2 separate regions of the Homo sapiens genome follow, and region 1 is linked to region 2. Evidence: chromatin loops called from intact Hi-C (ENCODE). Cell type or tissue: CD4-positive, alpha-beta T cell. All regions are shown on one strand. Each heading gives the region's core, and the rest is flanking DNA. Links, peaks and the distances in the headings are about the cores only.

Region 1 (5,378 bases), core at 133-5,132, 76 kb before region 2:
TGGTCAACCTTGCCTTCTGGTATTTGCCCTTCCCAGCTGTGGCCCTGGGACCACTGTGCCTATAGGCACTGACCTCTGACCTAGACTCTACCTCTCCACACCCTCTTCAGGCTGCCCTCATATGTGCCCTTCAGTAGCCAGGCCCTCCCAGCTTCAAACTTGAATACAAAGACCCAACAAGGATTAGGACATTGCACCTAGGGTTTGTGCAGGCAGGCCATGCTGCTGCAGACAGACGGGCAAAGTGACGTGATGCCCACATACATTGGCTTTCCTGGCAACCACTCACCTTCTAAATTGACATTTGGTCCTTGCAAGTATCCAGCAACTAGTTGGTTGTTCCTCAGATAGAAGGTCTTCTGGTTAACATCCCAGATTCTGAAAAGGAAAAGGACTCAGCTGTAGTGCACAGCCACCATGTGCCCAGCCTTGTGCTTGGCACCTTCCTGTGTCCCCCAGAACTTGTCAAATTTGCATCCAGCTCTTCCAGGGGTATAGTATTTTAGTATACCCACGGCATGCATGGATGAGAAGACTGAGGCTGACAATGGTTAAGAGGCAGGCCCAACCCTCACAGCTGGTGAGCAGTGAGCCCACATTTGACTCCCCTCCTTACTTGCTTCCCATCTGAGATTCCCAGGGAAGGCACTTCTGTTTCAGCAAAGCATGCTGTAGAGCAGCAACATCCAAAAGAACTTTCTGGGATGCAAAAATGTTCTGTAGCTGCACTGCCCAATAGGGTGGCCACTAACCACATGTGGCTATTGACCTCTTTAAATGTGGATAGTGTGACCAAGGGTCTGGATTTTAAATTTTCTTCTATTTTCATTCATTTAAGTATAAATTTAAATAGCCACCTGAGACTAGTGGCTACCATAGCACCTAGGTAGAAGTTTCAAGAGACGGAACACCTTGCAGCTAACTCGCTCTGAGTCTGAGACCAGAAGGGTCTTTCCCTAGAGCCTTTCCTCCATTAGCTGGTGACCTGCTCAGAGTCCTGCAGGAGCAGCTACCCTTGGGAACAACCCGGCTTCCTCTCTACCTCAGCCAGTGACCTGATTCTGGGTCCCAATCCTTTCTTCTTGGTAAAGGGCCTCTCTGGTTGAGAGCAGGACTCAAAGCTGTGAGACGTAATAAACAGAGCTCTGGCCAGCCTGACCTGGGACCTGTGCCTCACCTCTTCACCTGTGAAGTGTGGCTAACTGTACCCACCTCATCAGGTGGCTCTGAAGAGCCCACATGCTCGACGAGGGGTGGCCAGGCAAACCAAAGTGCTTTGCATATGGCAGCATTGGCCTGTTTGTGATTATCCTAGTTTCTAGATTTAGCCTCAGTCTGGAGGGATAAACATCACCTGCTGGGGCCTCCAGGAGGATCTCCTGGAGCTTCTAGCTGATCAGAGCAGGGAGAGGCAACCTAGGGAAGCAGACAGTCCCCATATCTGGAAGGGAGAGACTTGTCACTCATACACCCACAGAGCCCGACTTGCAGCCTCGGCCCAGACAAACATAAAGGTCAGAGTGGGGGAGAAGTCACCCCAACATGATTTCACTGCTGGAATGTCACACTGCAGAGGGCATGCACAAGCAGTCCTGTCATTTCTATCAGCATCACATCTTTACAATAGTGATGGTCTCACAAAGCCGATTCCATTTTCAAATCATAATGGTTTTCAGGCTCTTTACAATGCACGGAATACTGTTACGCTATTATCTGTGCATTTAATTTTCACAACAACCCTGTAAGGCACACAAGGAGTTATCGTGACTCTCATGTCACAGATGTCACAGACGGGGAAACCAAGGTCCCTGGAGAGTGGGACCCTCCGACATGTCAGCACAGACAGGCCTTGCCCATATCAGTCTGGGCCTTCGGGCTGTGCCCCTGGTGCCCCTCTCTGCTTCTCTGTCAGCACATTCAACTAGGCCTGAATCGCAGTCCCACTCCTTGGCATGCATCTATTACTCACTGGGTTCCTGAGTCTCTGGGAAAGTAAGACAGCCCTCCGGTCGCACTATCCACATCTGGGATATTTTGAAACACAAGTCCTGAAGCCCATGCATGTAACAGCCTCTTTCTTGAATAATGGACATCCTCTCCAGCCCAAACCCAGTTCTCAGGCCCTCTGGGGCCTGGCAGCCCCTGGCAGCTGTGATATGTTTCCAGTCTCCAGCTGATCCACCCTCACCTTCTCCTCCTTGGGGTAGCCTTACCTGAAGGCTTGCATCTTGCTGGATTTTCTCCCAGAGGGTCGGCAGATCGTCTCTGAATGGAACAGGAAGAGGAGGAGAGTGATTAGGTGACTGCGGAGGCCTCTGCAGATTTCCATTCTGTGACTGCAGCAAGGCAGTGGACTGCCATTGCGGGCCCAGAGTTGTGGTTTATAAAGAAATAGTCACTCACCCAAGCTAGGCGTCTGCCACCCTGCCCCACTGCGAGAAGCGGAAATACCCTCCTCGCATTTCCAAAAAGAGAAACCCTTGCTGTTGTCACTTTCAACCCCACTAAGTGTCGCAATGGAGTGTTGTAACTGATTCCCTCCCCTTTTTCCCCTGTGCAATTTCCCCAAAATTAAGATTTCTATTTCCCCTTCATTGAGTTCCTGGGAAGAAGAGCACAATGGAAACCAAACTCCCTACTGTTCCTGACAGGTACCCAGAGTCTGTTTGTTGACTTTTTAAAAAACAGATTTGAGCAGAAAGGCCGTTTTTTCATAATAAAATGATAGGGCTCCCTGCACATGGGACAGTCTCATGTCACTTTGTGTTCTTTGAAAAATGGACAGCCTTGGACTCCGGACCATAGATTGGCAAACATTCTGTAAAGGACGAGATAGTAAATATTTTAGGTTTTGTGCGCCACGATTACTCAGCTCAGCTGTCTGTTTCACAAAAGGACGTTGGCAATCCATAAATCAATAAGCCTAGCTGTGTTCCACTACAACTTTCTTTGCAAAAGCGGGGAATGGACCGGATTTGGCCTGAGTCTGCTGACCCCTGATGTAAAGTGAGTCCTTCTGAGAGGTGCTTTGAAATCAACTCTTTTCCCACTATCTTACATCTTTAAAGTTATGGTCTCGGGACGATGACATAAACTCAGCATTTGGACAGGAATGGGTCTAAATTCAACCTCTGCCACTTGCCTTGTGCCACCCGTGTGACCTTGAACAAATCATTTCATTAGTTGAGCCTCTGTCTCTTCACTCTCAGAATGAGGGTGATCATGTCTTCTTCACAAATGGATGGAAGGAAGGAAGGGAAAGAGGGAGGGAGGGAGGGAGGAAGCAGGTGTAGGAAGGAAGAGGAGAACTTCTGGCCCATAATGGGCTCTGATACACATTAACTTCCTTACTTACAATATTCTAGACCCGGGGCCTGGAACATTAGGAAAAAGGTAAGCATGCTCCTATTTTATGGGTAGGAAAAAGTTGAAGAGAATTTCTGCATGATCTACAGGATGGACAGTGCTGGTGCAGAAGCATACGTTGCAGTGTTTTAGAGCTGGACGGGAGCTTGGCAATCATCCTGTCCCAACCTGGCATTGTTTTCAAGAAGACTCAGAAAGATTTAGACAAAAAAGGGATCTGTCCAAGGTCACACAGCTTGCTGATGGCAAAAGTATGCAGAGAAATCCAGGTCTTCTGACCTCCAGCCCCGGGCTTTATTAACAAATGCTTCAGAAACTTTAAACCCTAATATTCATCACACTCTGGGAAGAGGCAAATAAGTAGGCAGGTTAATATACATCACCCCCTTCAGCTAGTCCTCACAAAAACAAACAAATAAACAAAAAAAATGTCTCCTTGGCCCTCAAAGGAAGACACTATTTCTCAAACGTGTTTCAAAAATGATGGCTGGGCTGGGCACGGTGGCTCACACCTGTAATCCCAGCACTTGGGGAGGCTGAGGTGGGCGGATCACCTGAGGTCAGGAGTTCAAGACCAACCTGACCAACATGGTGAAACTCCGTCTCTACTGAAAATGCAAAAATTAGCAGGGATGGTGGCATGTGCCTGTAATCCCAGCTACTCGGGAGGCTGAGGCAGGAGGATCACTTGAACCCAGGAGATGGAGGTCGCAGTGAGCCAAGATCACGCCACCGCACTCCAGCCTAGGCAACAGAGTAAGACTCCATCTCCAAAACAAAAACAAACAAAAAAGTATGAATGACTCACTCAAGGTGATGCAGCTTGTGAGGGCAGCACAGGAATACAGACAAAATGTCAAAATATTTACTACTACAGCAGTTGATCTTGATGAGTCTATTTTCAACCAACAAATCAGAATCTTTCTCTCAACCAACACATCTTCCAACCAACAAATCAGAATCAAACACTTTGTGTCCAGAGAGTTAATCCTTCAAAGGAGGAAGACTATGAATGAATTTCCCAAAGGTTTAAAGAATGTATCCTTCAGAGGAAATAGAACATTTCTGCAAAATTGTGTCACCTCCCTGGGTGATGGATTTTTTCAGGCAAAATGGCATGTCTGTATTCCTGTACTGTCCTCATAAACAGTGTGACCTTGAGTGAGTCACCCATCCTTTTTGAAACACGTTCAAGAAACAGTGTCTTCCTATGAGGGCCAAAGAAGAATTTTGTTTATTCATTTGTTTGTTTTTGTGAGGACTAGCTGAAGGAGATGATGTATATGAACCTGTCTACTTATTTGCCTCTTCCAGAGTGTGTTGAATATTAGCGTTTAAAATTTCCAAAGTATTTGCTAATAATCAAGTGTATCACTTTATTCTCACACTCTCTGAAAGAGAAGGCAGCTAGCACCTGACTATGATAGGTTCTCTCCTATTTGTCTTTCTTCAACCCTCCGGAATTGGAAGACCATAATTCTCTCAACAATGTCCTTACAGATTGCAGAAGAGAAGTGGCTTGCCAAGGTAGGGTGGAGAGTTCCATCCTGGCCACTGCCTTCAGACAGCGTTTCAAGTAAAAAGCCCCACCCACACTGCGGCTCCTGGGTAAATGTTTCTCTGACCCCAGTCTGAATTCAGAGAGTATTCTCCTGGAGAAAAGACGCTCGGGGCTCCTGGAACCTCCCTGCTCTGTGTCATTTCCCCGCTGTGTCCTGAGAAGTGGCCCAGTCTGTCCTTTGTCGACATGCACAGGGTGAGGGTGGGGGTGGTCCCTGGGGCAGGAGTTATGGAGTCTAGGTCTGAATCCCCCTGTGTCATTACCCCACACAATGTGCAGAGCCTGTCTTGGTCTCAGTTTCATTATCTGATAGAGCTAATAATAGAAGCCACATCATCGGTTACTATAAGGATTGAATGAAATGCTGCACGTGATGAATCATGCCCTGACCCTGGCACTTGGGAAATACTCACACCGTGGCTTTTGCATATGCTTCTTTACCCCAGGTAAA
Region 2 (5,378 bases), core at 133-5,132:
CTAATCAGACACCCTGAGCCGAACCCTCCAGCCAAGCCAGTTTTCTTATTCCCGACTCTGTCTTTGTTAAATAATTTTTTTGTTTGTTTTAGGTCGCTAGGTTTGCTGTTACACAGCAATTAGTAACTAATACAGTTTGACATCACTATTGGGAAGTTTCTACTCCTGTTGTTTTTTCATTTTCCACTGTCTTCGGTGGGTATGCTCTCTTCTCAGCAAACATCTCAGTTCTTCATGGGCTTTATATGCCCTGGAAAGTGTCACAGCCTGCAGAGAAGCAATGTTCCCTGTGGTGACTTATCCTCACCTTTGTGAGAATGGCAATAACCCTGGAGGTAGATGTGGCCTCTGCTCTTGCTGTAGAGATGACTTAGGGCAGGTGTATTCACCTATATGAGAATGTAAGCAGAGTTTATTATGGTAAGATAGTAAATTCCTGTTAGGGAGATAAATTTAGTAATAATTAAAGTAACTGATATTCACTTGGTGCCCACTATGTCCCTAGAATTCTATAGCACTTCCCACAATGTGTTCCATGAGACTCCAATAGAGAGATAATGAGCAGCAAGTATTCCCGGCGGCTTAGGGTGGTGTGAAATCACGCTGAGAATCCTGCTTCTCCTCAGGTCCTGGTAGTTTCAGGGCCCCTCCCTAGGCCTTACTTAAAAGGCTGAGGCATCCTTGGAAGAGCAGGCAGACTCCACGGATCCCACCAGGAGAAAGGAGCATTCTGAGGTATGCTCTAGGGCACTGGTGGGACTGGAGCTCTCTCCTCATTTCAGACCCAGAATCTCCTGCTCTGTGGAAGCTGTTCTCATGCTGGGGGACTCAGTGTGGCTGCTTGACTGGATGAGACAGAGGATGTGAAGAGCCAGGTTGGCATCTAGCACAAACCCACAGACACGGGTTCCTCCCCACTCTGTCTTTCTCACCTCTCCTTCACTTTTCCTAGGTATGTAAAGAAGACATTAAGAACACGGCAAAGGCCAAATTTACATTGACTTAAATCTAAGACTGGTTCATGACCAAAAATGCATGTAGCTAGCATGGCTTTCCCAACGCAGAGAGAAAAAGGCATGGACTCAGCTCCAACAGACTGGCGTAATGAGTGCAGAATATGCTGTGAGGTTTTAAATTTGCTGACAAGAAAGGTTAACGTTTGTTACACATTCACTCTGTCAGGTACAGTGATAAAAGCAATATAGCTATTATGTTGCCTCATTCCCACATCAGTCCTCTAAGGTAAGTGCTATGCTTATTCCCATTTAACTGATAAGACAAAACGAAAATTAGAGAGGCTAAGTCACCTAAGGTCACAAAACTAGTAAGAGATGGACCTGGTATTGGTACTCTTGCAGCTTGACTTCATACTAATTCACACCCATTCCCCAATATGAAAAATAAGCTGTGTAATGCTTATAAATTCACACATTTGGAATAGAAGGCAGAGCTCGAGGCTGGGGGAATGAAGGAGTCTGCACAAAGGACCAACAGGCTTTCTAAGAAGATAATAGAAACCAGCCAGGTGCAGTGGCTCGCACCTGTAATCCCAGTACCTTGGGAGGTAGAGGCGGGCAGAACACTTGAGGCCAGGAGTTCAAGACCAGCCTGGCAAACATGAAGAAACCCCGTCTCTACTAAAAATACAAAAACTAGTTGGGCATAGTGGTGCACACCTGTAATCCCAGCTACTTGGGAGGCTGAGGCACGAGAATCACTTGAATCCCAGGAGGTGAAAGTTGCAGTGACCTGAGATCATGTCACTGCACTTCATCCTGGGCAACAGAGCAAGACTCTGTCTCAAAAAAAAAAAAAAGGAGAGAGGGAGAGAAGATAATAGAAACCAACAGAGTTGGTGCAGAGACAAAGGAGTGCCCCATAGCAGAGTGTGGCACACTTTGGGTTGGACGGAATTTATCACTCCCTGGAGTGACTTTTGGTAGCTGAGGACATCCGTGAAAGTCCTTCCTGGAGTAGGAGTGATGGTGTGCATGCACAGACACAGCCTCCAGGGAGCCGTGAGCAGAAGGGGACCTCCAGCTGCATCCAGGACTCCCTCTCCAACCCAGCCACATCAGAGGGGAAGGGTACCACTTGGCTCATAGCGCTTTCGAGAAACCCTGGATGCCAGTGAAGTCATGGGGAGGCTGTGGGCCAGGATCCACAGGGCTGCAGCTGGGTGCTGAGCCAGAGGCCAGTGGCTTTGTTGCCTGCCCTCAGCCCCGTGGCACCCTCTGCCTGGGAGGCTGGGGAAGGGCCAGGTGCACAGGCCGGGATCTGAGAGAGCGCGTGGGCAGTCCACAGGGCAGGTGAGGCTCTGAGAGAGAGTGTGGGCAGTCCACAGGGCAGGTGAGGCTCCGGTGTGTGTCACACCCACAGTTTCTGCTGACTGAGTCCCATGAACAGGGCCAGAGCCACCGGCAACTTCTGTACCCCAGATCCACATTCAGGCGCTTTCCTCGTCTGTGCCTCAGAGGCTTCCAGAGCCTGCGGACTCGCCTCCGCCGGACTGTGTAGTTTGACCATTGCTCTCCAGCAGGAAACTGGAAATAAACCCAGGGCTAGGCACTGGCTGAGCTCCATTCTCCCCGGTCCTGCGCTGGCCCCTCCGGCGGGGCCTGCCGCTCTCAGTGTGCCGGGCCAGGATCTACCGGCAGGGGGCGCTCTCCACCAGGCTAGGTCGGGAGGCCACGATGAGAGGCACGGCCTCCGATTCAAGGATCGGGAGGCCACGCTGAGAGGCACGGCCTCCGATTCAAGGATCAGGAGGCCAGGCTGAGAGGCACGGCCTCCGATTCAAGGATCGGGAGGCCACGCTGAGAGGCACGGCCTCCAATTCAAGCTCTCTTCCTCTTTTTCTGTCTCTTTCCACAAGGATCTGCAGCCCTCACCCGAGTAGCGAGCATCTAAAGCAGGACTAGACGAGGCAAGGGAGCTGCACCAGGGCTACCCCTGAGAAAGCCCCAGCTCTCCTCGGCTTTCTCAGTGATGTGTGGCTTTCGTGGGCTCCTCAAAAACAGAAACTATCTTTTTTTATTATTATTATCTGTCCCTTTTTGCTGTTTTTGATAACTTATTTATTCGATAGATGTCTGCACATTTGCCTCTTTTGATATATCTTTAAATTGTTATTATTAAATGTGGTAAGATATACATAATATAAAAATTACCATTTTAACCATTTTTAAGTGTACAGTTCAGTGGCATTAAGGACATTCACATTGTTGGGCAACCATCACCACCATCCATCTCCAGAACTCTTCTCGTTTTGCAGAACAGAAATTTTGTACCTACAAAACAATAACTCCTCACTCCCCTCTCCCCAGCGGCCCCTGGCAACCACCATTTTACTTTCCATCTCTATGAATTTGACTGCTTTAGGCGCCTCATATACGTGGAATTACACGGTATTTTTTTTTTTTTGTTATTAGTTTATTTCACTTAACTGAGTTTACTTTCAAGATTCATCCATGTTGTAGCATGTATCAGAACTTCATTCCTTTTAAGGCTGTGTGGTGTGTGTACCACATTTTCTTTATTCGTTCATCTGTCGATGGACACTTGGGTTGCCATCACCTTTTGGGTATTGTGAATAATGCTGCTATGAACATGGGTGTTCAAATAGCTTTTCAAGTCTCTGCTTTCAATTCTTTGTGAATATACCCAGAGGTGGAACTCCTGGATCATATGGATAATTCTATGTTTAAGTTTTTGAGGAACAACCATACCGTTTTCCACAGTGGTTGCACCATTTTACATTCCCACCAACAGTGCACAAGGGTTCCAGTTTCTCCACATTCTTTTTTTTTTTTTTAGACGGAGTTTCACTCTTGTCGCCCAGGCTGGAGTGAAGTGGCGTGATCTCAGCTCACTTCAACCTCTGCCTCTCAGGTTCAAGTGATTCTCCTGCCTCAGCTTCCTGAGTAGCTGGGATTACAGGTGCACGCCACCATGCCTGGCTAACTTTTGTATTTTTAGTAGAGACAGGGTTTCACCATGGTGACCAAGCTGGTCTCAAACTCCTGACCTCAGGTGGTCCGCCCACCTCGGCCTCCGAAAGTGCTGGGATTACAGGCATAAGCCATCACGCCCCACCCAATTCCTCCACATTCTCATCAACACTTGTTATTTTCTATTTTTTTCTAATAGCAACCATCTTAATGGGTGTGAAATAGCAGTATATCATTGTGGTTTTGATTTACGCTTTCCTAATTATTAGGGATGTTGAGCACCCTTTCATGTGCTTATTGGCTATTAGTATATATTATTTGGAGAAATGTCTACTCAAGTCATTTGACCATTTTTTAACTGGGCTATTTGCTTTTTTGTTGTTGAGTTACAGGAGTTCTATATATATTCTAGATGTCAACCCCTTATATGACTTTCACCTATTTCCTCCCATTCCCTGAGTTACCTTAACATACTATTAATAGTGTCATTTGAGGTACAGAAGTTTTAAATTTTGATGTAGTCCAATGTATCCATTTTTTCTTTTGTTGCTTTTGTTGCCTATTTTTTGGTGCTATATGCAAGAAATCATTGCCAAATCCAATGTGATAAAGCTTTCCCCTATGTTTTCTTCTAAGGGCTTTAACTTTCATTTAGGTCTTTGATTCATTTTGAGTTGATGTTTTTATGTGGTATAAGATAAGGGTCTAATTTCATTCTTTTGCATGTGCACCATCACCACTTGCTCCACCATCACCATCATCACCCACCAACACAACTGCCATCATCAGTATCATTATTGTGTGATGCTTCCTCTTCATCATCATTAAGAAGAACAATAGCTAGCATATTTTAAATTATTAAACATTTTTAAAATAAATTCAATTGCTTTCATAGAAATGGGATTACTCAGGTTACTTACTTCTTCTGTGGGTTTTAGTAGTTTGGCTTTCCAAATGTTGGTCCATTTTATCTAAGATGTTAAATTTATGGGCATAAATTTGTTTGTAGTATCCTCTTATTACCCTTCTAAAGTATGTGTAATCAGTAGTGATGTCCCTCTTCTATTCATGAAACTGGTAATTAGTCTCCTCTCATTTTTCTTGATTTTTTAATAATCAGATTTTAGCTTCATTAATATTCTCTACTGCTTTCTGCAATCAATTCTATTGATTTTTGCTCCGATCTTATAAATTTCTTTCCCACTCCTTGCTTTGAGCTTGTTTTACTCCTTTTTCTAGTACCTTCAGGTGGAATCTCAAATTATTAATTTGACGTCTTTCTTCTTTTCTAAACATTTATGCTATTTTTCCAAGCATGATTTAGTTGTATCCCACAAATTTAGCTATAATTTTGGGGGTGTTTTTTGTTTTTTGTTTGAGGCAGAGTCTCACTCTGTCACTCAGGCTGGAGAGCAGTGGCGAGATCTC

Evidence for each region. A loop is a pair of places that touch in the nucleus more often than their neighbours do. Peaks named below come from ENCODE experiments on the same cell type or tissue, not always from the same donor. Only the 100,000 strongest peaks of a DNase experiment are listed, where the experiment ranks them.
Region 1: a loop joins it to region 2, with 6 times the contacts of the local background. A loop is called at or near these places in 2 of 110 quality-filtered maps.

The regions. Positions count from the first base shown.
Region 1 is chr2:113,124,576-113,129,953 of GRCh38, reverse strand. IL1RN (interleukin 1 receptor antagonist) reads right to left here and starts at 2,356. Exons shown (of 4, transcript NM_173842.3): 1 at 2,214-2,356; 2 at 290-378. The coding sequence starts at 2,329. In CD4-positive, alpha-beta T cell, for the core only: no CTCF peak of the experiment used is centred there; DNase peaks (open chromatin) are centred at 2,453 and 4,519; H3K4me3 peaks cover 1,139 bases.
Region 2 is chr2:113,048,391-113,053,768 of GRCh38, reverse strand. It overlaps IL36B (interleukin 36 beta), which reads left to right and starts at 902. Exons shown (of 5, transcript NM_173178.3): 1 at 902-952. In CD4-positive, alpha-beta T cell, for the core only: no CTCF peak of the experiment used is centred there; no DNase peak of the experiment used is centred there.